Linked DNA regions of Homo sapiens: region 1 is linked to region 2. A link is a loop called in an ENCODE intact Hi-C map of the cell type or tissue named here. Cell type or tissue: mammary epithelial cell. All regions are shown on one strand. Links, peaks and the distances in the headings refer to the core of each region. The heading gives the core; the rest is flanking DNA.

What was found. Hi-C counts contacts between places; a loop is a spot of excess contacts. Peaks named below come from ENCODE experiments on the same cell type or tissue, not always from the same donor. Only the 100,000 strongest peaks of a DNase experiment are listed, where the experiment ranks them.
Region 1: it touches region 2 in a loop (8-fold over the local background); 2 of 110 quality-filtered maps call a loop at or near these places.

What each region holds. Positions count from the first base shown.
Region 1 is chr2:169,269,138-169,281,345 of GRCh38, reverse strand. LRP2 (LDL receptor related protein 2) reads left to right here. Exons shown (of 79, transcript NM_004525.3): 11 at 827-996; 12 at 1,751-1,974; 13 at 3,395-3,601; 14 at 6,108-6,310; 15 at 8,279-8,419; 16 at 10,239-10,442. Among named protein-coding and RNA genes, the nearest start is that of LRP2, 87 kb to the left of the region's middle. In mammary epithelial cell, for the core only: a CTCF peak has its summit at 5,096 (motif pointing right); no DNase peak of the experiment used is centred there; H3K27me3 peaks cover 120 bases.
Region 2 is chr2:168,955,187-168,967,394 of GRCh38, reverse strand. ABCB11 (ATP binding cassette subfamily B member 11) reads left to right here. Exons shown (of 28, transcript NM_003742.4): 18 at 3,087-3,189; 19 at 9,267-9,431. Among named protein-coding and RNA genes, the nearest start is that of G6PC2, 60 kb to the right of the region's middle. In mammary epithelial cell, for the core only: a CTCF peak has its summit at 5,569 (motif pointing left); DNase peaks (open chromatin) are centred at 2,734 and 5,554.

The sequences.
Region 1 (12,208 bases), core at 1,384-9,383, 320 kb before region 2:
GGTTCAAGCGATTCTCCTGCCTCAGCCTCCTGAGTAGCTGAGATTACAGGCCCCCGCCACCATGCCCAGCTAATTTTTGTATTTTTGGTAGAAACAGGGTTTCCCCATGTTGGCCAGGCTGATCTCGAACTCCTGACTTCAGGTGATCTGCCTACCTCAGTCCCTCAAAGTGCTGGGATTACAGGTGTGAGCCACTGCGCCTGGCCTTAATTATTTTTTTATAATGGCATAATATTCCTTCTTTTATGTTCATAATTTGTTTAACTAGTCCTCTACTGATCAATTTTTATATCATTCCTTATCTTTTGCTATTGCCAATAAGACTGCAATTAATACCTTGTTCATATATCATTTTGCATACCTGCGAGTAAACAGACAGAACAGATTTGGAACCACCATTACCATCTTTTTCAGAGTGATTTCCTGGTAATCTTTAAAATGTCTTCTGTGTTTAACAAAATCTAAAGTTGCACATGGGGCTAAGGTGCCCATACCATCAAGGAGTCTCGAAAATATCTGAGAAATACTCTCCTCAGTGTCATTGAAAGTGCATTGGACTAGCATCCAGAATGCTTGAATTCTTACCAAATTCTTCCTAACTTACTGAGATTTTGGACGCTTCATTAAGCCTTTTTGTGCCTCAATTTGCCCTTCTGTAAAATGGATAGAATGCTAGCTATCTGTCTGCCTCAGAGGTTTATGTTAAAATCAGGTAAGACAACCTAGAAGATAGCATTTGAAAAAGCAGAAAGCATATCATTTGTAAGCTACTTCACCATCCTTGCTCATCTGAAGGAGTGGTGATGCCTTCCTTCTTCGCATTTAGTTGGCGAGGCCTCCATTATCTTCTCCAATGGTCGGGATTTGTTAATTGGTGATATTCATGGAAGGAGCTTCCGGATCCTAGTGGAGTCTCAGAATCGTGGAGTGGCCGTGGGTGTGGCTTTCCACTATCACCTGCAAAGAGTTTTTTGGACAGACACCGTGCAAAATAAGGTAAATAGAAATTTCAGTAGCTGAATGGAACCCTGAGCACAAAGTGTTGATAGCTTTTCACTTTTAGAGGGAGTAGAGGGGAAAGTTCCTTTGTTTTCTAACAAAAAAGGCCCTTGAGATATTTTATGTTAATCAGCACCTTTTCCATGCTATACTATTACATGTGACCTATTAAACAAAGCAGTCTATTATATGGATTAGCCTTGAGCAACTTTTAATTTTATTCGAAGTGGAGTCCAGGAGCCTAATTAAAAGAAATAGTAGACATTCTTTCAAAACTGGATAGATATTTGGTAGTAATTTTTGAAATTTGATCATTTAAAATGTAAAAAGCACACTGCTTTTCTGGATGATAAAAATCAGATTTTTACCTGCATCTTCTAAATGGAACTGTAATTCGGGATCGAGTAACAAATATTGACGGTATTTTGTTTAATGGCCCAAATTTTGTTTCACTGTCTTATTTGGAAAGTGTGATGGGTTTAATTTCATCTTGGAGTAATGCAATGGAGATTTTTGAAACATAAATTTCAGAAACTCTTAAAGAGTTATGGAATTTTATTTATTTCTTCTTACATTTTATTATACCATTAATACGATTCTCATTTATTTAAATGATAACTTGCATGAAATTTCTGAAAATTGAGAATTTAGATTTTTAGCACTTCTGATTTGATTATAGCTAAAAAAAATCAAAACAAACCACGTAGTTAGTGATGCTGAAGAAATATAATAATTTTGGTTTTTCTTTCAGGTTTTTTCAGTTGACATTAATGGTTTAAATATCCAAGAGGTTCTCAATGTTTCTGTTGAAACCCCAGAGAACCTGGCTGTGGACTGGGTTAATAATAAAATCTATCTAGTGGAAACCAAGGTCAACCGCATAGATATGGTAAATTTGGATGGAAGCTATCGGGTTACCCTTATAACTGAAAACTTGGGGCATCCTAGAGGAATTGCCGTGGACCCAACTGTTGGGTAAGTGATGTGAAAACATATTGATTCCTGTATTTTTAGAATTTTCTCTCTCCCTCTATACACTGAACATCTACTGGATTAATCAAAGGCTCATTCTGATTTCTTTTAGGCTGTATACTCTAGAAGCCATGTCTATTTTGTGCCCTTATTTATAGAAGCTTTAAGAGAGTTTATTAAATATAATCCTATTTGAGGACATGTTACCCAAACACACCTAGTGGTGTACTAAAAATACTTGTTGTTTTGGGGCTATGAATTTTATTCTTAGTGTTTGCCACGTTTTCCTAGCTAAGAGATTGGATTTTGTGTTCTAACTCAATCTAATAATATTATTACAACTAAACATCACTTATGCTTCATTATTATTAAGATGATTACTCTAACATGAATTAGCTGTAAAGATTTTTAAAGATGGAGGTTGGAACTATTCCTTTCAGAACTTTCTTGATACAGGCTGGGATTGAGATATCAATGCTAATATCTCATTACAAGTTGTTCAGTCTGAATCAATCCAGCAACACCGATAATGCTTTTCTTCAGGTTTAAATTTAAATTTCCCAATCTTCACATTTGAGAAGTGTTATAGGAGACTTAGCTTTCTCCTAGAATTTCACAATTGGGTCTTAGGACCCTTGGATAAGCTTTAGGCTATTTTAGTCTTTGTGAATGATGATTATTCAGTTCTACTTCATTATATCAGCTATCCTTCCTTGAAAATGACGGAAATGTTCTCTGTGCCTCAGAATGGAAAACTGAGGAGCAAAATGGCTTGATAGCTTCTTTTAAAAGGTATTTGTAAGTTTTCCTGGGTGTAAAAAAGAGAAGCAAAGGACAAATAAAGGAAACAGAGGAGAAAGTTCAGAAGGTGAATATGAATTTTTTTTTTTTGAGACAGGTTCTTGCTCTGTTGCCCAGGCTGGAGTGCAGCAGCACAATCACAGCGTGCCGCAGACTTGAACTTCTGGGCTCAAGCAATCCTCCCACCTCAGCTTCCTGAGTAGCTGAGACTATGGGCAAGTGCCATCATGCCCAGCTAATCTTTTAATTTTTGTAGAGATGGGGTCTTGCCATGTTGCCCAGGCTGGTCTTGAAACATGGGCCTCAAGCAATCCTTCTATGTTGGCCTCCCAAAGTGCTAGGACCACAGGCATGAACCACTGTGCCTGGCTGGCTGAATATGAACTTTTAGACTGCCATATTAGTGCATCATAATAGTTGCTATTTGGAACTGTTGATGCTCCTGACTGACCCCCACAGTCTCTTTAAAAAAAAAAAACAACTTAATTTCCCTGTTGTTTTATACTGTGGTTCTCTAATCAGCTGGATAAAATTTCCATTGATCCAAACACACTGTTAAAAAAAATTCCCAGGTTAACTTGTAAAATACCAGATTCTTTCATCTTCTGTTTTTCTTTTGTAGTTATTTATTTTTCTCAGATTGGGAGAGCCTTTCTGGGGAACCTAAGCTGGAAAGGGCATTCATGGATGGCAGCAACCGTAAAGACTTGGTGAAAACAAAGCTGGGATGGCCTGCTGGGGTAACTCTGGATATGATATCGAAGCGTGTTTACTGGGTTGACTCTCGGTTTGATTACATTGAAACTGTAACTTATGATGGAATTCAAAGGTAAGAAGTATTTTTTATGGCTTATGGCTTTATAAGTTGCAGGGAAAGTGCATAAAATGGCTGCAGAGAAATATCAAAGGACCAGAATTAAAATATTGCTTTGTTGGTGGACATGATAGCTTTAATGACCTTTGTACTGACATTTGCATGAAGTGACCTGCTCTATTTTGTTAACTTTTCTTGTGTCCCATAACACAAGAGGTAAACGCTCATTAAATATAACCTCCAGCATTTGTTCTTTGATTTCTCCTCTCCAACTCTTCCCCTAGTCCCACATGATGCACATTATTTTCATTCACTCCTGAGTTCATTTGTGCTTTGTTTCTCAAGATCACTTTCCCTTTTAATTTTCTAACCTTCCCCCAATAAATACATGTTTTATTAGGTATTTGATGTTGCCTACTGGGAATTAATTGGATTTTACTCTGCTCTTATATATTTCAAATTTCAAGGAGAAATTCTTTGTATTGTATTTTTACCTGGTATACAAAGATACTTAAACAGCAATATTTGAATGTAGAATATGGCTTTCTTTTTTTTTTTTTTTTTTTGAGATGGAGTCTCACTCTGTCACCCAGGCTGAAGTGCAGTGATGCAATCTCGGTTCACTGCAAACTCCACCTCCCAAGTTCAAGTGATTCTCCTGCTTCAACCTCCCCAGTAGCTAGGATTACAAGCATACACCACCATGCCTGGCAATTTTTGTATTTTTAGTAGAGATAAAATTTCACCGTGTTTCCCAGGCTGGTCCCAAACTCCTAACCTCAAGTTATTCGCCTGCCTCAGCCTCCCAAAGTATTGGGATTACAGATGTGAGCCACTACACCTGGCTGAATATGGCATATTTTTTTTCATCTTTTTACTCTGATTAGAGCTAACTACAACTTAATGTAAAAAAAATTATTTTAGATCCTCTCCTTTTGGTATTTTCAAAAATTGGGTAAAACATGTTCTTCAAATTTTGACCCAAAATATTATTCTTTGTGGATTCAGCAAATAGGCTGGTTAACTTAATTTTTCCCAATGACTTGATTTTATTGTTTTCTCAATGAAAGCAATATTATAGTTTTGTTTCCTCTTGTATTTCCATTTTGTAAGGATAATATCACAGTTTGCCATTGGATTATATATCCTTGGGACAATCTCTGCTTGGTTAAATGAAGTATTGTGTATTAATATGGTGACTTCCTATCACTGAAACTGGCTTCCATAAGGAGAATATGAATAAATTTTATGAAAAAATTAGCTAACCCAATAAGTCACATAAAATAATTGTGAAATTGCTTAAATTTTTTCTCTTTGGGATGTTTTAGCATTATATTATATAGTCTAACTTTTGCTGAAGTAAAAAAAAGTAAAGCATAAAAGATAAAAATCAATGGAATTTCAAAAAGATTTGAGTGGTTTGCTGGCTGTGAAGAAACATCAAAGAAATATTAAAGCTCACAAGTACAGCTGAAATCATAAAGTCATTGCCTCTCGCTTTGCCAGCAGGTGGCATTCAGGGTTTTGGAATTTGCTAACTGAGAGAGAAACTATTCTCTAATCTTAATGTACCATGTCATTATAGAATGTTTCAAAGTGTGCACTAACCTGCCACCTTAGGTTTCTTTGTTTACTCCCCTTTAGTGTGTTTCCCAGCTTTAATATCTTCAAGTCTTTTCTTAGAGCTCTATTGTCCTTTTTAGTTTTCAGGGGATGCTAAGATTTTTCTTTGAGGTCTTTGTATTACGCCAAAATAAAGAAAATAAGAGTTTTCCCATATCAACCGTCCTCTGCCTCACTCTGTTCATGAGTCTAACTGAATCATTGTTTATGGAGACATAGTCACGGGGGGCGTTGTTGATTTCCTCTCTTCGCTTAGTGCCTAATTTTACTTCTGTTTTCTTCCCAGTTAAGTGGCTTTGGGCCTCCATTACAAGTATGATCAGTTGATAGTTCCATCAAGCAGATGCATAAGAGTGGTAGTGGCATTGCTTCTTGCTTTCCTTACAGTGACATCAGGAACAGATGTGGGCGTTTGCTGGGGCTTGAACCCTACCACTCACTGTCCTGCTCCCTAATTGCTAGGAAATGCTCAATGGTGCAGTGGGAAATAGTTGGCAAAGGCATCTTTTCCCAGACTTCCAAAGTCTTGGTATACTCTTTCACTTATGGTATTCAAAATGCTATTTCACATCTTAGCCTTTTAGATGTGGGGCAACCTAAAAGGAATGAAGAACAAAAGGGGAAACAGTAAATTCCAAAAAAGTCTAGGACAAGCTAAAGGATTGACTGGGACTGGAATGTAAGTCTCAAGGGTCTTTTCCAAGAGACAACATGAAAATCCTTCTATCATATGTAGATGGAAATATGTATACATCTAAAATGTATCTTTTCTATCTATTCCGTATTTGTGACAAGAAATTATTTAGCTTTTCAGGCATTTAATTGAACTAACTACAGCTTTAATTATAATAAAGCAAAACTAACAAATTGTATGATATATATGTGTCTTTTATAACAGGAAGACTGTAGTTCATGGAGGCTCCCTCATTCCTCATCCCTTTGGAGTAAGCTTATTTGAAGGTCAGGTGTTCTTTACAGATTGGACAAAGATGGCCGTGCTGAAGGCAAACAAGTTCACAGAGACCAACCCACAAGTGTACTACCAGGCTTCCCTGAGGCCCTATGGAGTGACTGTTTACCATTCCCTCAGACAGCCCTATGGTAAGCCTCAGAGCAGTGGTAACCATGCTTGGTACCGGACTTGGTGGAAAGGTTTTCTCAAAGCTTTGAAAGTTAATAATGAGGGGTCTTATGTGATTTGGGTGGCATTCTCAAGTATATGAAGGGTTACCCAGAGTGTTAAACTCTCTGAAACTGGTTCTGCAGGTTAGGAGCATTCTGAAGAAACTGATGTATTTCACAGTTAAATGCCAAATCTAGAGGGAATTTAGAGATTTATTTAACAGATGTTTATTAGCACCTGCAAAGATGCTTGGGGGTATAGCAGCTCACAAACCAAACCAAAATACCTATCCTCATTCTACTGGGAAAGACATCTATTTCAAACTTCTAATATTACAGTTAAGGAAACAGGTCCCATAGAAGAAAATGACATGTCTAAGTGTCCATTTTCGGTAGCATCAGAGCCATTTTTTTCTTCTTCTCTGTTGCATATGTATGGCACCTGTTCTTTGGTTCTGATTAATCTGTCATAGGCCAACTGGGTTTGGTGTCTCTCTGGCTGGTCACTTATTTTAAAAAAAGAAATATTTTGATTCAGACACTGCTTAGTCTTCTCCTGTTATTTTACCACGTGATTTTTTCTTTTTATTTTTTCTGAGATGGGATTTCCACTATGTTGGCCAGACTTTTCTGGAACTCCGGGCTTCAAGCGATCCTCCTGCCCCGGCTTCCCAAAGTGTTGGGATTACAGGTGTAAGCCACTGCACCTGGCCTATCATAAGCTTTGTTTATGTTTCCAGGTTATAGCTTGAGCTTTGATAAGTCTATCAGGACTGTATATAGCTCTTTTCTGTATTTGCTTGTGGATCAAAGAAAAAGAAACATAAACTACACTACGTTGGTAGAAAGCTTAATATTGGTGAGCAATAATTTAGAGGAAAACAGATTTGCTCTAAAACTCATGTTAAGTGATGGATCTATTTAGGATGAAGAAAGACTGCAAAGTAATGAGGTTAACTTAACAAAAGCCCAACCACTAGAAATGACACATTCAGATGAATCTCCTTCAATGTCATCATCCTGGGAAAGTATAAACTTGTCTAAAAATAGATATTTTATCTGAAAACATTTTTGGAAATATCTGTTTTGAATAGTTTTTACACTCAATTCACAACTAAACTCACACCTGCCCTCACATTAGATCCATTAGATCAATGATCAATGTGATCACTCAAATTACTATTTTCATTATTTGGCTCAGAATGACATCTGCCTATTGTTTCCCCAAATCAATCCACCTGAGAAGATAAAGAGAATATTTTAAAGAATAAGTCAAAGGCTAAAAAGACAATTTTGAAAGCAGATATAAAATTTCTAGCTGTGGCAGTGCTCTTCCTAAGGTCACTACTTTGAGAGTGGCTTTTGGAAGTATAAACTGGTTTGTGTTGCAGACATTTAAGGTTTTGGAATCAGATCTGGCTTTGAATCCTAGTCAAGCTGTTTAGCTGCTGAATAATGTTGGGCAAGTTATTTAACTGTTTAGATTCTTGGTTTCTCCTCTGTAAAATTGGAGGACTAATACTTACCTCTTAGAGCTATTGGTTAAGTTGGTTTACTTACAAAGTAAGCATCCAGTGAGTAATATTTATTATATCCTACAAATGGCAAAAAAGCAGTGAAGTGTGGGTTTTCTTTTGACAATTATTTCTAATCATGGAGGATAGCAGACATACTCTGACATAATTATTGGGGAGAAAGTTGTAGGAGTCCTTTCTTTTTTTTTGCCACCGTCTGTTGGAGAGTGGATGGGAGAGCAGCAGTGAAATTGGGAGGGTTAGTGTAGCCAGATGTGGATGTATCCAGTAGTAACCAGTAGTAATGTTTTCAACACGTTGCTAATCCATTACTCTATTTCACCTATAGGTGAAAAGGGCTAGAAGTGGCTTCATGTCTTGGATAATTACACATTTCTAATTGCAATTTAACCCTGTGCATTTTTCCTTCCAGCTACCAATCCGTGTAAAGATAACAATGGGGGCTGTGAGCAGGTCTGTGTCCTCAGCCACAGAACAGATAATGATGGTTTGGGTTTCCGTTGCAAGTGCACATTCGGCTTCCAACTGGATACAGATGAGCGCCACTGCATTGGTAAGAAGTCTGTTTTGGACGTTGTTGGCAGGTGACACAGGTGTATGTGTGTCCAAACCTCTAACTAGACTAACTGCTACTCTTGAACTGGACCAGCTCCCTGTCTAACTTCTTGACTGCAAATAAGCTTTCTGTAGCCCACAGGGCATCTTCCTTGGTAGGCACCACTTCTACTATACACAGAACTATGTTTGAAAATGTAAATTTCTGTCTTTTGGGATTTTGCTTTAATCCCACATCTAAGGTTTTCTTGGGTTCCCTTCCCCCTTTGTTTCCTGAAGCCTTTTTCTCCTATTAACTATGATCTTGAAATTCCATATGGTTGAACTTTGAGCTCTTTTCTATGCTATGTATACCTTTTCCACTTTAGATGTTAGCCTTAACTTTGATGGGAAGTACTGTACTTCTCCCCACTTTGACTTCTCCTAGACCACCACGTATGCCCCTTTCAACCAGGTAATCACATCTGAATCTTATCTGGCTTATTTTTTCTCTCTGTATTCCAAAGTAAACTCCTGAGCATTGGGGTGGCTCAGTTACTCACACAGTTTTTCACCTTTCAGTTCAAACTTTCTTGTATCTGCCTCCATATTCCTGATTTCATTCTTACCTTGAAGGTTTCCTTTCTTCCTCTTTGGTTTCCTACACATCTATTCACACTTAAGCCATCGCCTGGGCCCCAGCTAATGATGAAATGCACTCCTACAATATTTGTTTTTCTTATTTTCACTTCTACATTTCTCCTTTCTGTGCCTGTGACAAATTCTTGCTCTCCAGATGTTGCGGTTTCTAGCGTCGTATATAAATTATCTTATTCTAACCCAGACACATTTGTTAACTTCTTAGGTAGTTTTAGATTCAGAAAAATCACCCTCATTAAAAACAACATGTATTTCTAACTATTATATCAATAGTGCGTTGTCTAATAATTTTGCTTTTAAATTCCGTTACTGCGATTTTTATCTTTGTCTTGGGCATACCTCCTTCATCTTCTTGACTCCCTGGCATCCTGTCACAGTCTCCTCTTTGCTGTTAAACATCACTTCTTCTTACCTATTTCCTTTATCCCTCCCCTTCCTTCCCTGCTTTCACTCCTTTATATCTTTATATTTCTGATTGCTGTTAATTATCTTGGTATCTACTGTAAGGTTCTTGGTGTAGATCTCTATGCAGAAGTTAAACCAACTTGAGGATTGTTACGGAATTACTATAGAGTTCAGCTCTGTATGATTTTTAAACAAAAGATTGATGGCACAGGTGAGAAAGGTTTCTGTGTGTGTGTGTGTGTGTGTGTGTGTGTGTGTGTGTGTGTGTGCATGTTTTGCCTGTTTATTGTAATGATACTTATAACTTGATAATTAAAACTCAGTATCTAATTTTTAAGCAGTCCTTTTTATTTTATTTATTTATACTATTTTACTTTAAGTTCTAGGGTACATGTGCACAATGTGCAGGTTTGTTACATATGTATACATGTGCCATGTTGGTGTGCTGCACCCGTTAACTCGTCATTACATTAGATGTATCTCCTATTTTATAAATTAAGCATATGGATATCATTTTTCATATAAATACATTTTAAGGATACATTTCTTAGGAAGAAGGAAGATTCTAATACTTGTATCTCCCTCATAGTTGCTTATCTTTTTTTCTTCCCTGTATTATTTCTAACTATGCTTTCCAAAAATTTATTTTTACATTTATTTCAGAATTATATTTTATAATTTAAAGTTTGCTCTGTGGATGCATTTATCTGGAATTTGGGAGGAGAGAAAAGAACCATGCTGTGACTGACTGTGCTGTGTTATTCTTCCTACAGCTGTTCAGAATTTCCTCATTTTTTCATCCCAAGTTGCTATTCGTGGGATCCCGTTCACCTTGTCTACCCAGGAAGATGTCATGGTTCCAGTTTCGGGGAATCCTTCTTTCTTTGTCGGGATTGATTTTGACGCCCAGGACAGCACTATCTTTTTTTCAGATATGTCAAAACACATGATTTTTAAGCAAAAGATTGATGGCACAGGTGAGAAAGGTTTGTGTGTGTGTGTGTGTGTGTATGCGTGTTTTGCCTGTTTATTGTAATGATACTTACAACTTGATAATTAAAACTCAGTATCTAATTTTTAAGCAGTCTTATTTATTTATTTATTTATTTATTTATTTATTTATACTATTTTACTTTAAGTTCTAGGGTACATGTGCACAACGTGCAGGTTTGTTACATATGTATACATGTGCCATGTTGGTGTGCTGCACCCGTTAACTCGTCATTTATGTTAGGTATATCTCCTAATGCTATCCCTCCCCCTCCCCCCACCCCACGACAGGCCCTGGCGTGTGATGTTCCCCATCCTGTGTCCATGTGTGCTCATTGTTCAATTCCCACCTGTGAGTGAGAACATGTGGTGTTTGGTTTTCTGTCCTTGCAATAGTTTGCTGAGAATGATGATTTCCAATTTCATCCATGTCCCTGTAAAGAACATGAACTCATCCTTTTTTATGGCTGCATAGTATTCCATGGTGCATATGTAACACATTTTCTTAATCCAGTCTATCATTGATGAACATTTGGGTTGGTTCCAAGTTTTTGCTGTTGTGAATAGTGCCGCAATAAACATACGTGAGCATGTGTCTTTATAGCAGCATGATTTATAATCCTTTGGGTATATGCCCAGTAATGGGATGGCTGGGTCAAATGTTATTTCTAGTTCTAGATCCCTGAGGAATCTCCACACTGTCTTCCACAATGGTTGAACTAGTTTACAGTCCCTCCAACAGTGTAAAAGTGTTCCTATATCTCCACATCCTCTCCAGCACCTGTTGTTTCCTGACTTTTTAATGATCGCCATTCTAACTGGTGTGAGATGGTATCTCATTGTGATTTTGATTTGCATTTCTCTGATGGCTAGTGATGATGAGCATTTTTTCTTGTGTCTGTTGCCTCCATAAATGTCTTTTTTTGAGAAGTGTCTGTTCATATCCTTCACCCACTTTTTGATGGGGTTGTTTGATTTTTTCTTGTAAATTTGTTTAAGTTCTTTGTAGATTCTGGATATTAGCCCTTTGTAAGATGGGTAGATTGTAAAAATTTTCTCCTATTCTGTAGGTTGCCTGTTCACTCTGATGGTAGTTTGTTTTGCTGTGCAGAAGCTCTTTAGTCTAATTAGATCCCATTTGTCAATTTTGGCTTTTGTTGCCATTGCTTTTGGTGTTGCAGTCATGAAGTCCTTGCCCACACCTATGGCCTGAATGGTATTGTCTAGGTTTTCTTCTAAGGGTTCTTATGGCTTTAGGTCTAACATTTAAATCTTTAATCCATCTTGAATTGATTTTTGTATAAGGTGTAAGGAAGGGATCCAGTTTCAGCTTTCTAAATATGGCTAGCCAGTTTTCCCAGTACCATTTATTAAATAGGGAATCCTTTCCCCATTTCTTGTTTTTGTCAGGTTTGTCAAAGATCAGATGGTTGTAGATGTGTGATATCATTTCTGAGGACTCTATTCTGTTCCATTGGTCTATATCTCTGTTTTGGTACCAGTACCATGCTGTTTTGGTTACTGTAGCCTTGTAGTATAGCTTGAAGTCAGGTAGTGTGATGCCTTCAGCTTTGTTCTTTTGGCTTAGGATTGTCTTGGCAATGCAGGCTCTTTTTTGGTTCCATATGAACTTTAAAGTAGTTTTTTCCAATTCTGTGAAGAAAGTCATTGGTAGCTTGATGGGGATGGCATTGAATCTATAAATCACCTTGGGCAGTATGGCCATTTTCACAATATTGATTCTTCCTATCCA
Region 2 (12,208 bases), core at 2,480-10,479:
CTTATCAGTTTGAATTTTCAGACTTGGGTTTTCCTATCTTTCTTCTTGAGAACAAGTTTATTCAAACAAATTTTAAGAAATGCTAGTTTGACTGAATTTACTGAATTTGGCAAATAACAAAGCAATAGCTTCACATTACTCTGTCATGTAAAAGGTATAAAACAATGTTATAGGCACCTGGTAGTAAGTTTAGTCATGCTTTTCTGATTCGATACTAAATTTAAATCATTCAAGTCATTAGAATCACAACCTGAAAATATCAACTAACTTCTTAAACCCAGAGAATGACTAGGCATCTCTTTTGGTCACTAGGTTAAAGGTTGCAAAGTGGACATGTTTCTTATGATCAGGCCAACAAGAAAATAAATATTTTCTTAACTCTTCAGACAAACAAAATTCTACTCATGTTAAGTAGTTTATTTGCAGTTTATTATTAGAACTAGTTAACCATTTTAATGTGAACATTAATTTGGCTATAATTTCTCACAAATGTTACATTTTGGTGATTAGGATGAGAAATCCAGAAATACGATCTACACACAGAAAGTAGCTATTAACCTCCTGCAGAGAAAGATTTGTACATTTGAGTATGAAAGTCTGTTAAAATATCTCATTGTACATGCTGACGGATTTTTCTTGTTGTCGTTAAAAGATGACTAAATGAAGTGTTAATATGTATCTTGTTTCTTTGGTTTCAGTTTTTCTGATGGCTAAGTTCCTTTTCAGCAATATATTTTAAATTCAAGAACAATTTAATACATAACAGCCACAAATTTCCTAAATAATAATGTTGAGAAAGATAGTATTTAGTCCCCCAAGTTAGTTGTTTTTATTTGCAGTGAGAAGTGGTACACAGCTTCAGAGAAGGGGAGAGACAGATGTTGTCAGTTTCTGAAAAGGGATGGTGTTTCTAGTGGATGAGAGAGGTAAACCTGCCTAGCACATGCACTGCCCATGGCCTCATGACAGCCTAGGCTAGACAGCTCGAATGATCTGGAGAATGGTGAAAGAGAGAGACTTAAAAAATATAAAGTAGATATCCAAGGGGCCAAGGACATAGGTCTTCCCATACTCAGAACTGGAAGGTAGTCAGTCATATGTTGATGGCCTCTCCTGCTCCACAAACTCCTACCTTGGCATCCATTGCTCTGCATTTGCTTTTTAGGTCCTTGACCTTAAGTCTCCTCCTATCAAGCACCTTGTTCTCACCAGCTGACACAAGCCTATTCTGCACACCTTCTGGAGAAGACATCCTGACCTCTGTTACCTAACTGGGAGAAATGACTTCATTGCTGTGTAGTTTCAGGCTAGGTGGGAGGGAGTCTCTGGAGGTGTCCCAGAAGTTTGGTGGCAGGGAGTAGCGTTGAGGAGTGGTTTAATGCCTGGTCATAATGAGTCTTGGCAAGAGTCTGAATGTGCAAGAGCAAGGAAGAGGGAGGGCTTGAGGAAACTGCATGGTGTTGAACCTGGGTGACTAAGAGGATGGAAGTGCCATTAACAGAAAATGGGAACAAATTGGAGCAACTCAGTTGATACATTACTGCCTTCTCTGGAAGGCTAGATGAGCATATAGTAGGCAGGCACCACCTTGATATTTGTTTTGGTGAAATTTCACTTGGATGCAAAATGGTAGAGAAAGATATGTGAATGGATTCATCTAGATGGCACTAAAACAGTTGATGCAGGTCTCCTCATCACTCACATCTCTCTCTTTACACCATTTACTTCAGGTGATTCTTTCTAAAACACAGTCTTCAGCATTGCCTCTTAACCATTAAGACTGTTTACAAATGACTGAAAACCTAACCCAACTTGGATTTACCTTTAGAGAGACAGAATCAGCTCATATAACTAAATATTCCAAAGATGCTTTGGCTTCAGGCAAGGCTAGAGCTTCAGTGATATGTCCAAGCTAGAAAATAGTTTCTCTCTCTTCCTTTCTCAGCTCTACTATTTCACTGTTGGCTTCATTTTTCAGAAAGCTTCTTTTTTTGAAGGTCTCAACATAATTGTCAACAGCTCCCAGCACTAAATACTTTAAGATTAACCTAGAGGAGAATGGGGGCCTCCTTCCCAGGAGTCTGGGGGAGGGAAGAGGAGGGTGGAGTCTGAACCAATCACTTCCCATGCTTGTCATGTACTCAGTATATTCAGCAAGCAACCCTGTCCTCCCCTGTCTCCATGCTTATGTTTATACATTCTCTCAGTCAGAAATGCTCTTTTCTATAGTCTACAAATCCCCATATCCTACCTTAGCCATCTCATCCATGAATCTTGCCTTGGTAACACCTGCCATACATTTCTTTTTCCTTTGACTTTCCATACTCTTTATTCAAACCTGCCTAATAGCACTTACCACATTCTTCTTTACCTTAGGGTGTGGTACAGGCCTCTTCTATAAGGTTTAAATTTTTTGAAGGAGAAATCTGTTATTGGCTAGTCTTTGTGTCCCCAACATCACCTGGCATTGGTTTGTAAGTTGTAGATGCCCAATAAGCTTCTGTTGAATTAATGAATAAATGAATGAACACATTGAGCTAAATTATATTTCAACAAGATACTCATTCATGCATGTCTGAATGCAGGGTAGTATATAGCCTGGAGAAAATCTCATCAGAGGCCCTATTTCCTCATATCATTTGTAACCATGCTAAAGTGAACACATCAGGTATGAGAGAAAGATATCAAGACCACAATCTAAGCCAGAAGGAAAGTAAAGGAAATAGACTGTTGCCAAGGCAGCAATTAGCAGAACCATGTGGGTTTGGAAAGTATTTGAGCCTTAGGTGGTTTTTTGATGAACTGGTAGGACAGCTTTGCTCCCTTTCTCTTTCTCCCTCCCTGACTACACTCTGAATCTGGGTCCAACACTTGCAAGAGTTTAGGGCCCAGAGCAATCAACCTGATTAGCTCTGCCCTAAGATTAGCTCTGTCAAACCTAACCTGCAAGCTCCCTTTCCTGGTTACCATGTGACCTACCAAACATTTCTATTTATTTGACATATGAAATGTAAACTTGGACACCAGTTGATCCTGCTCCAATCTGGCCACAGTCTACACTGTTTCATCTTTCTGTTTATTTACAGGGCTTCCATCCGGCAACGCTCCAAGTCTCAGCTTTCTTACCTGGTGCACGAACCTCCATTAGCTGTTGTAGATCATAAGTCTACCTATGAAGAAGATAGAAAGGTCAGGCACCAACTGCTTATGGGGGGGAATGGAAGAAGTCTCTCCTGGGGACTGTTGGGTACCCTTTAAGCCTGAGAATATGAGTTTTCTAGGTATATATCTAGCAGTGTTTCAAGTCAGACTAAAAGACAGAGCATTAAGACCTAATGAAAACTCTAAGTTTTACACAATATTTTTAATGCAGATTAGTTAATTGATTATTTTTAAGAATACAAGGTAATGAAAACTGGACTTCGGAGGGTTAATTGTCTTAGACAAACTATTCTAACAAACACAGAATGTGTGAATTCTAGATATTTAGCAGATTATTTGCTCATATGTAGAAATCCTTTTATAAAAGTTGTTAAGAATACCTGAAAGCTTTTTTCTCAAATTTTAAAATTTCTTTCTTAAATTACAATAATTTTGGCAAAAATACCTTGATCAACAAAAGTGTTTGAATAGGCTAGCCCTTATTACAAGTTATCAAAATATTTGAATTAATGGAGGCCAATTAGGTTTCACAGACATTTGTTGATTTCATACAATTTTTATAATGGTTTTAAGATACATTTAAAATAATACTATCAATTTTAACATAATTCAAGGTAGCATAAAATTAAAGAGCTAGGAAAGCAAACAACATGTATAGCAATACACAATTTCTTCCTAAGGATGCAGGTGTCCTGCTGTTGTAGACATTGTCTAATTTTCACATAAACAGACCACCCATTCTCCTCCAAGCCTTTCCTCATTACTGCACGTTACATGTCAGCCCTGATACTTTTACGTTCATTCCCCTACCACCCTTCGTTAGAAAATTTTCATGGCAATTTTCTTATTGAGCCTTAATCAAAGTCATGTTGACTTATCCCCTTTCTAAATTATAAGCCTCTGAAAGTTAGTGATACACCTTATTTGTGTTTGAATCAACTTGGTTACCTAACCCAGTGCCTTGCACTTAGTAAGGCATCAGGAGATTTTAAAAATTAGAATGAAAACATGAATTTCTACAATAAAATAAAACCCCAACTGCAAGATTTATCAAAGCAAATAAGTCAGAGAATTTTTAAATTACAAGCACATCCATTATGCATGATATAATTTCAAATTGTCTTAAATAAAATTCCAACACGTGAATCCACTAGGCAGTAATTACAAACATTGATTCATAATGGACAAATTTGGAATAAAGTAGAGTACTCTTTATGACCGTATGAAAATGACAAGGGAGTGATTGGGTTCTCTTTTGTTTTTAATGTATTAATACTGAATAAACAGAGGTCTCAATTTCTAACACAGGCTTTAAATAAATTCCATGGAAGACTTTTTCTCAGGAGCAGCAGGATGAATCACAGTGAGAGAAAACACATTTAGCAAGCATAGTTTCTTACTGCATCCTGCCACTAAAGACTCAACCTCTCTTCTAGTTCTAGAAATAGCTATTTCATTGAGTCCATGGTGCTGTCCCAGATAACTATAAGATGTATTATATAAGAGCAGGAGTTTAATAGAGCTTCAGGGGAGAAAGAACCAAACACTACATTGACATTTCTATTGAACCATAACAATACCAATCATATTTAATTTTTGCATTTTAATTTTTTCTAGTTTCTGGGTAGATATTTGACAATAAAAGTAAAAGTAAGAAAGGATGGAAAGAAGGGAGGGAGGGAAGGAAAATCTGACTTTTTCATTGTTGTTGTTCAAGCTGGTAGAGGACCTAGCGTAGGTGTAGGGGACCATCAGATTCCCTGGACATCTGGAGATCAGATTCCCATAGAGTTCTCTTGATGCAGGAACAATTCAGGAGGGAACCATTTAACTAAAAGGAAATCTAAATCTAATATACGGTCTAGTTTTACAGAGATTAAAATGTTTCATATTATGTTCTACTAGTCAGCATTATACATTTAGAATAGAACAATTAAACTCAGTTATATGTAGGCCAGCATACGTTTTAAAAGATGTGACTTTACGTTCTCTCTAGTTAAGGGAGATAGAAAGGAAGAAGAGAGAAAAAATGATAGGAGAGCCAATGTGATTATACTAAAGCTCCAAGGGGAAAAGGTCTCATAATAATACCACTGGTTTGTACGATAATTTTGTTAGTCCTTTAGGTTTAAAAAATTAATGATTTTTGAAAAGAAAATAATGGAAAAGGGTTAATAAAATTTGACTTATGAAATTTCTAATCTCAAGTAACATTATATGGTAAAATGTTGCTCTGTTTTGGTATTTTAAAGTATTTTAATACTTAACTAAATTCCACAAGCCCAAGCATTGGTGAAATCCTTTCTTTTTCTCATGTTGATGGAAAAGGCCTAACCTTACTTTCTGTAGATTGGGAAATACTCTCTTACGGTGCTAAAGGTCGATTCACACAAAGGAGTTATCGCCACCTTGTGGTCTTGTGGAGTATTGACTCTAAAACTTAGAACCATTTCCTGAGAAGTCTGTGCTTTCACCCAAGGTCTCATGGTTAGTTGGTGACAGAGATGAGACTATACCCATTTATCCTTGCTCTCCAAGCAGTACTCTTAGCTCCTGTAAACGGGGTCAGATGTTAGTTACAATGTTGACAACATTAAGTTTAGGATTAGGGAAACCCACAGGCTAAAGGTTTTAGTCTCTAATATTTAGGCAATCTCTTTTGGTGAAACTAAAACACAAGGCAGAACATGTATGAGATCAAGTCAGGATCAAATATTAGACACCCATAACTGCATCACAGATAACTTATGTGATAGGATTTAGGCATTGGTTAAGATAAGACAGAGATGGGACCCATAAAAATGGCTATCAGTATTAGTTCATTTGAAAAATCTCTGCTCCTTTGTCATAGTTACCACTTTTTATCATCAAATCTTAAAGTTATTATTAGGGCAGGGAACCTCTACTGAATGGAAGGCAGAAATTAGTGTAACAAAGTATAGAAAGCAAGACCTAAGATTTAAGTCGGAGGTTATTTTTCCTCTGGCCTACACAGAAGATGTAAGAAAGGAAACAGAAAAGCCCAGTGTCTAGCATTGAACTATGAATGCATCATAGTAGATGAGCAATTTTAAATAAATCTCTTGTTGCATGTATGCAGCATGGACATAAAAGTTTCATTCATTCTTTTATCCCATAAACATCGATTGTACACTGTGAAGTGCCAGGTATCACACTGGGGATGCAAAAATGAACAAGAGCTATTGTTACTCTCCCTACTATGGAGCTGCTGACAGGCATTTCTTTACATATGATTTTTTTTAAAAGTGCTGTGCAACCTGCCAGTGCTACAATAGAAGTACAAGGAAACACATATAAATTTTATAATTTTACCTGTCTGTGAGATTTGTTGTTAATTTATAATCTTCTCTTTATGTTTAATTTTGCAAAATCAGAGAGAAAAATATTTCTTTACAGAATGACTTTAATTATTTTTTGTATTGTTTTCTTTTATTCCTCTCCTGTTCTTTTAGTGGAGATATCAAATAAAATGCAATAAAAAGTCCAATATTTAGGGACAGATTTTCTAGTTTTTGCATCATTCAAGCTGGACAGTTGCATTTTTTCGGGGGGGTCAAACTTTAAAGTCAAACTTTTAGTATAGAGGAACCAAAGAAAATTATTTTAATTAATTCGTATTTCTTGTTAGTGTCTCTTGGAATGAAAACCACTAGACAAGAATTACTTTGTATCGCTTTGAAATGTCCTAAGTGTTGTTGTTTAGAGTTAAGGATAACTTCAGGTATCAGAAGGTTGGGAAAATTTCTATCATGTCAGGCTGTGGGTGGACCATCCTGTGGGGCAATCGTTCCAGAAAATGCTGGTATTTAATGTCACAAGGAAGCTGGCAGAATTTAGTGAGTGCTAATAGTCTTCACAAGTTCCAAAGCCTACCCTTTGATGGTACGTACAGCACAGCTGACACATCTAAAACATACATTATAGAATCCTAGCCATTTAGTGGTGAGAGGAGCCTTGGAGTTCTCACATACTGAACTTTGGTTACCAGAATTACCTGATGAGTATTTTTTAAGACAGAGATTCACAGTTAGGCCTACTAAATTGGAATTCTCGTGACAGGATACAGGAATCTGGTTTTTTAATCATCAACCCACATGAATCTGAGAGCATCCAGATCTGGATACCAACCACTCTCTAGAACAGAGAAGGGGTGAAATATTTTGCTCTATTGCAAGCATTCAGTTAGTCTCACACAATTTCATGATGCTGGCAGAATACATGAGCATCCTGAATCACAGTGTTCATATTCGGGTTTTTTTTTTTTTTTTTTTTTTTTTGGAGATGCAGTCTTGCTCTGTCACACGAGTACCCTGAACCAGAGACAAAGGACTTTATTATTCATAGCAATAGCAGTAGCCAGTGTTCAGCATTTGCACTGGCTCCCCAACCCAACCCCCAGTTCCCACAAGGCAATGCAAAGAGGGCCAGATGATACCAACAAATGAAGTGGGTGTTTTAAACGAGAGGAAACCTGGGCTTGAGGAGCCTGACTCTTTCATAATGGGCAGATGGGGGCAGTAAGGTTTGCACTTCACTTGGGATGAAGACATCTTCTTTGTCCTCCAAAACTGTTTGCTATACAAATACCCTTGAAAAAATAACCCGAATGAAGGTAATCAATGCCTCTGTTCACAAGATGTGCATAAACATGGGAGACTCAGAGAGATTGTTTCCCCAGAATTACTTAGTCCAAGTCTCTCGTTTTAAGGATGAAATAACTGAGGTCCAGAGAGCTAGAGCACTTAGTAATACACTTTACGGGTGGCCACGTTGGGCTTTTCCAAGAGCTCCATTTTTTCTATGCCTATTACACTCATGCTTTCCCAGGTACCCTTATTCCTTTCTGGCATAGGTTGCCTAGAGCTAGTAAGCTGTCACAGGTGAAATAATTGAACAGAAGGACCTGCTGCATGAGTGAGCAGTAATGACAAAGTACAAATGGTGAGAGCAGGCCAAGAGAGAACTTGAAGTGGAGGTAGTACCAAATTCATCACCAGTCCAAGTTGCCTTCCCTCATTTTATTTGACTTGCAACTGTAATGAAATGGACATGACACAGACTTTCATTTAAAATGAATGTGGTCTTTGACTTTGTAAGCAAAGGGAAAATTTTTGAAGATCCTTGCTGTTGTCTATCCCTGCCATCCTGCTCCCTAAAAGATAAATTACTGTGTTAATGAAAGAGAGCACTAATTAAGCTTTATAGTCGATTTGCTGTATATATTTTTGGTAAATGTCAATAGAAAAGCTTTTAAAAATCAATACAAATCTATATAAGCTACCTAAAATCCTTTCTCAAAGTGGGTAATAAATTTAACAAATTAATGAATTAATTACGCTTAAGACCAAACTTGAGTAGTATCCATAGCAAGGAAAAACGATGGCCAAAAAAGACAACGGAGGTCCATGTATAATATTTGCCTTTGAGAAGATAAAAAACTGCTAGCTCTGACTTAATGGCAACTAAAGAGAAATGCTGATTAATGTCCACTCTGTGTGATGAAAATGTGCAATTTAGAAATCCAAATGCAGTACTACTTACCTCTGGGTACTGATTAAGGAAAACCTTACTGAAAACATCTCAATGATAACTGTTGACACCACTTAATGTATTTTAAAAATTATTTTGTCTTATTTCATATATACTGGCCTACCTTACAGCTTTAGCCAGTTACTATATTATAGAACCTTGACATTTATTTTAAAAAATTGAAAATTTCACCAGTCCTCACCGGTATAAATACAACCGTAGCAAAGGTTTTCTTTTTTTAATGGGAGTTATTTTTCTCCAAGATCCAACATATTTATTACTCTCTGAGAGTTAATACACATGTAATCATGAAATAAGAACTATAAGCTCACCTTCAAATGCGTATTCCCTCAGTTCAGTTTTTATTCAAGCCACAGCAATAGTTTTGTTCAAAACGATTCCTCAAAAAATAACAAACAACCATATCCCATAGACATTTGAGGTCACTCATAACTAATCAAACTATGACTCTTAAATCTGTGAATGCCAAAGGATCTGCTGCAAAATGTCTTGAGTACATTTAGATGATTAATATAACCCTCTCTCTGCTCAAGGACAAGGACATTCCTGTGCAGGAAGAAGTTGAACCTGCCCCAGTTAGGAGGATTCTGAAATTCAGTGCTCCAGAATGGCCCTACATGCTGGTAGGGTCTGTGGGTGCAGCTGTGAACGGGACAGTCACACCCTTGTATGCCTTTTTATTCAGCCAGATTCTTGGGGTAAGTACACAGCTGGACTAGCTTTCTTCTTCTCATACCTTTTATTTTATTATTTTGATAAGTCCGCTCTTTGTTTTCATGTATTTAGCTCTTTTCTGTTAGTTCATTTTTCTCATCTCTAAAGAATGAAAAATTTCCTAAGCCTCCATCACACAGAGGGTAAGAAGGCAAAGCTGAGAACTCTCATTTGGGCTCGCAGGGCACTCAGACAGTCATTGTACCTATAAAAAAGAAAATGGTACTGTCACTGAAAATTTTGTGTTAGAAGTGGGCAATTTTTCTAGTAATGTATATCAAACCTAATCAAAATGCAAAGTGGATTCACTGAATAATACAAAAGGCTTTTAGGGAAATTTTGATCTTGCTGAACAGCAGAGGTACAAAGTTTGACTTATATAGCAGGTGTTAGTGTTTGATGTATAATTCTCCACGGATTGCACTATTGAAATAGTAATGTGGATAGGAAGCAGAAAAAGAAAGACAGAAGTAAAATAAGGCATGATTGAAAACTAAGCTTATTCCAATTTTTCACTTCCTAGAATTTCTTATGTTCTCTATCTGACTTGATTGCTGTAATCATCATAATAACTATGAACATGTATCAGGCAATATCTAAGCATTTTATGTACAATAGTTCATTTAAGTTTACTAACAACCGTCTAAGGTAGGTATTCTTGTTATTTCTATTTTACAAAGGAGCAAACCAAGGCACAGAGAGCTTAGGCTAGCAAGTGGTGGAGTTGGGATTCAAATCCAGCCAGTGTAACTGTAGAGCCAGGTTCTAGTAAAATCTTGTCATTGCAAGATTAGTTATCAAAATTTGATCATGGAAACAGTACTGAAAGACAGCTGACTAGATGCAGGTAGTATGTGCCTTCTCCATGAAGAGGAATCAGAATAGTAGGTAGATACTTACATTTGGAACAGATTATCTGGGCTAGAACATTAGGATTCATCAAACAAGGGATGGGAAGCACCAGAAATAAGAAAGGAGAGGATCTAAGGCAGCTTACCCAGTTGGGGACTGCCTGAGAGCCACAAGAGGCTTTTGGATATGGGCAAACAGTAAGAGAGAAACATCCAGGGCTCCAAAATGGGCTTTCACAATCTTGGCTATGGGGTAAATCCTTGACCCACTAGGGCCTTTTCCCTGACATGAAGAGCTGCCTAAAGATTCCACGGAGATGTTACTCCAAAAGGGAAACCCACACAGAATCACACAGGCATCCAATCCTGGAGCAGCCTCTGTCAGGCATCATTTTGAGGGCCTAGATACCAGGAATATACAAACATGCACTGCCTCTGCACTGCTTCAAGGAGAGAGAGGGGAGACTAGATAATCCCATCACCCCCGGGAGGATCCCTGCCATGCTGTTGTGGTCTACTGTTGAGACTGAGTCATGAACAGACTCAGAGTAGTATCATACAAAGATCACACTACTGCATGAACCCAAAATCAAAGCCAAAGTATTTTTTAAAAATCTCCCCTACAAAAGCAAATTCAAAAATTGGAACAAGCAACTGATACATCAGATATACAGATATCAATGGAAGAACATAGGAAACATGAAAAAGCATGGAAATATGACACCACCAAAGGACCACAACAAGTGTCCAGCAACCAATAATGGTGTGGCTTTGTGTCCCCACCCAAATCTCATGCCAAATTGTAATCCCCACATGTTGAAGGAAGAACCTGGTGGGAGGTAATTGGATCATGGGTGGGTGGATTTCCCCCTTGCTATTCTTGTGATAGTGAGTGAGTTCTCACGAGATCTGGTTGTTTAAAACTTTGTAGTCTTCCCCTTTCGCTCTCTCTTCCTCCTGGTTTGGCCATGTGAAGACATGCCTTGCTTCCCCTTCACCTTCTGCCATGATTGTAAGTTTCCTGAGACCTCCTCAGCCATGTGGAACTGTGAACCAATTAAACCTTTTTTCTTCATAAATTACTCAATCTCAGCATCAGTGTGGCCTGGATGTGAGACAAGGTGTCAAAAAAGATTATTTTGGAGCTTTAAGATTTAACGACTGCCATGCTGGGTTTTGGACCTGCATGTGGCCTGGAGCACCTTTGTTTTGGCCAATTTCTCCCTTTTAGAACAGAAGGATTTACCCAATGCTTGTACCCCCATTTTATCTGGGAAGTAACAAACTTATTTTTGATTTTACAGGCTCATAGTTGTAAGGGACTTGCCTTGTCTCATATGAGACTTTGGACTTAGACTTTTGAGTTAATGCTTAAATGAGTTAAGACTTAGGGGACTGTTGAGAAGGCATGACTGTGTTTTGAAATGTAAGAAGGACATGAGTTTTTGGAGGGGTCAGGGGCGGAATGATATGGTTTGGCTCTGTGTCCCCACCCAAATCTCGTGTCAAACTGTAATCCCCACATGTTGAAGAAGGGAACTGGTGGAAGGTGACTAGATCATGGGAGGAGATTTCCCCCTTGCTGTTCTCATAATAGTGAGTAAGTTCTCACAAAATCTGATAAAAGTGTGTAGCGCTTCCCCCTTCACTCTTTCTTCCTCCTGCTTTGGTCATATGAAGATCTGCTTGCTTCCTCTGTTCTTTCCACCGTGATTGTAAGTTTTTTGAGATCTCCTCAGCCATGTGGAACTGTGAGTCAATTAAACCTCTTTTCTTCATAAATTACCCAGTGTCAGGAATAGCAGTGTGAGAACAGTTTAATAGAGATACCAATGAAAAAGAATTTCTTGAAATGCCGGGTAAATAATTTAAAATATTGATTTTTAAAGATAGTAAAATGCAAGAGAAAT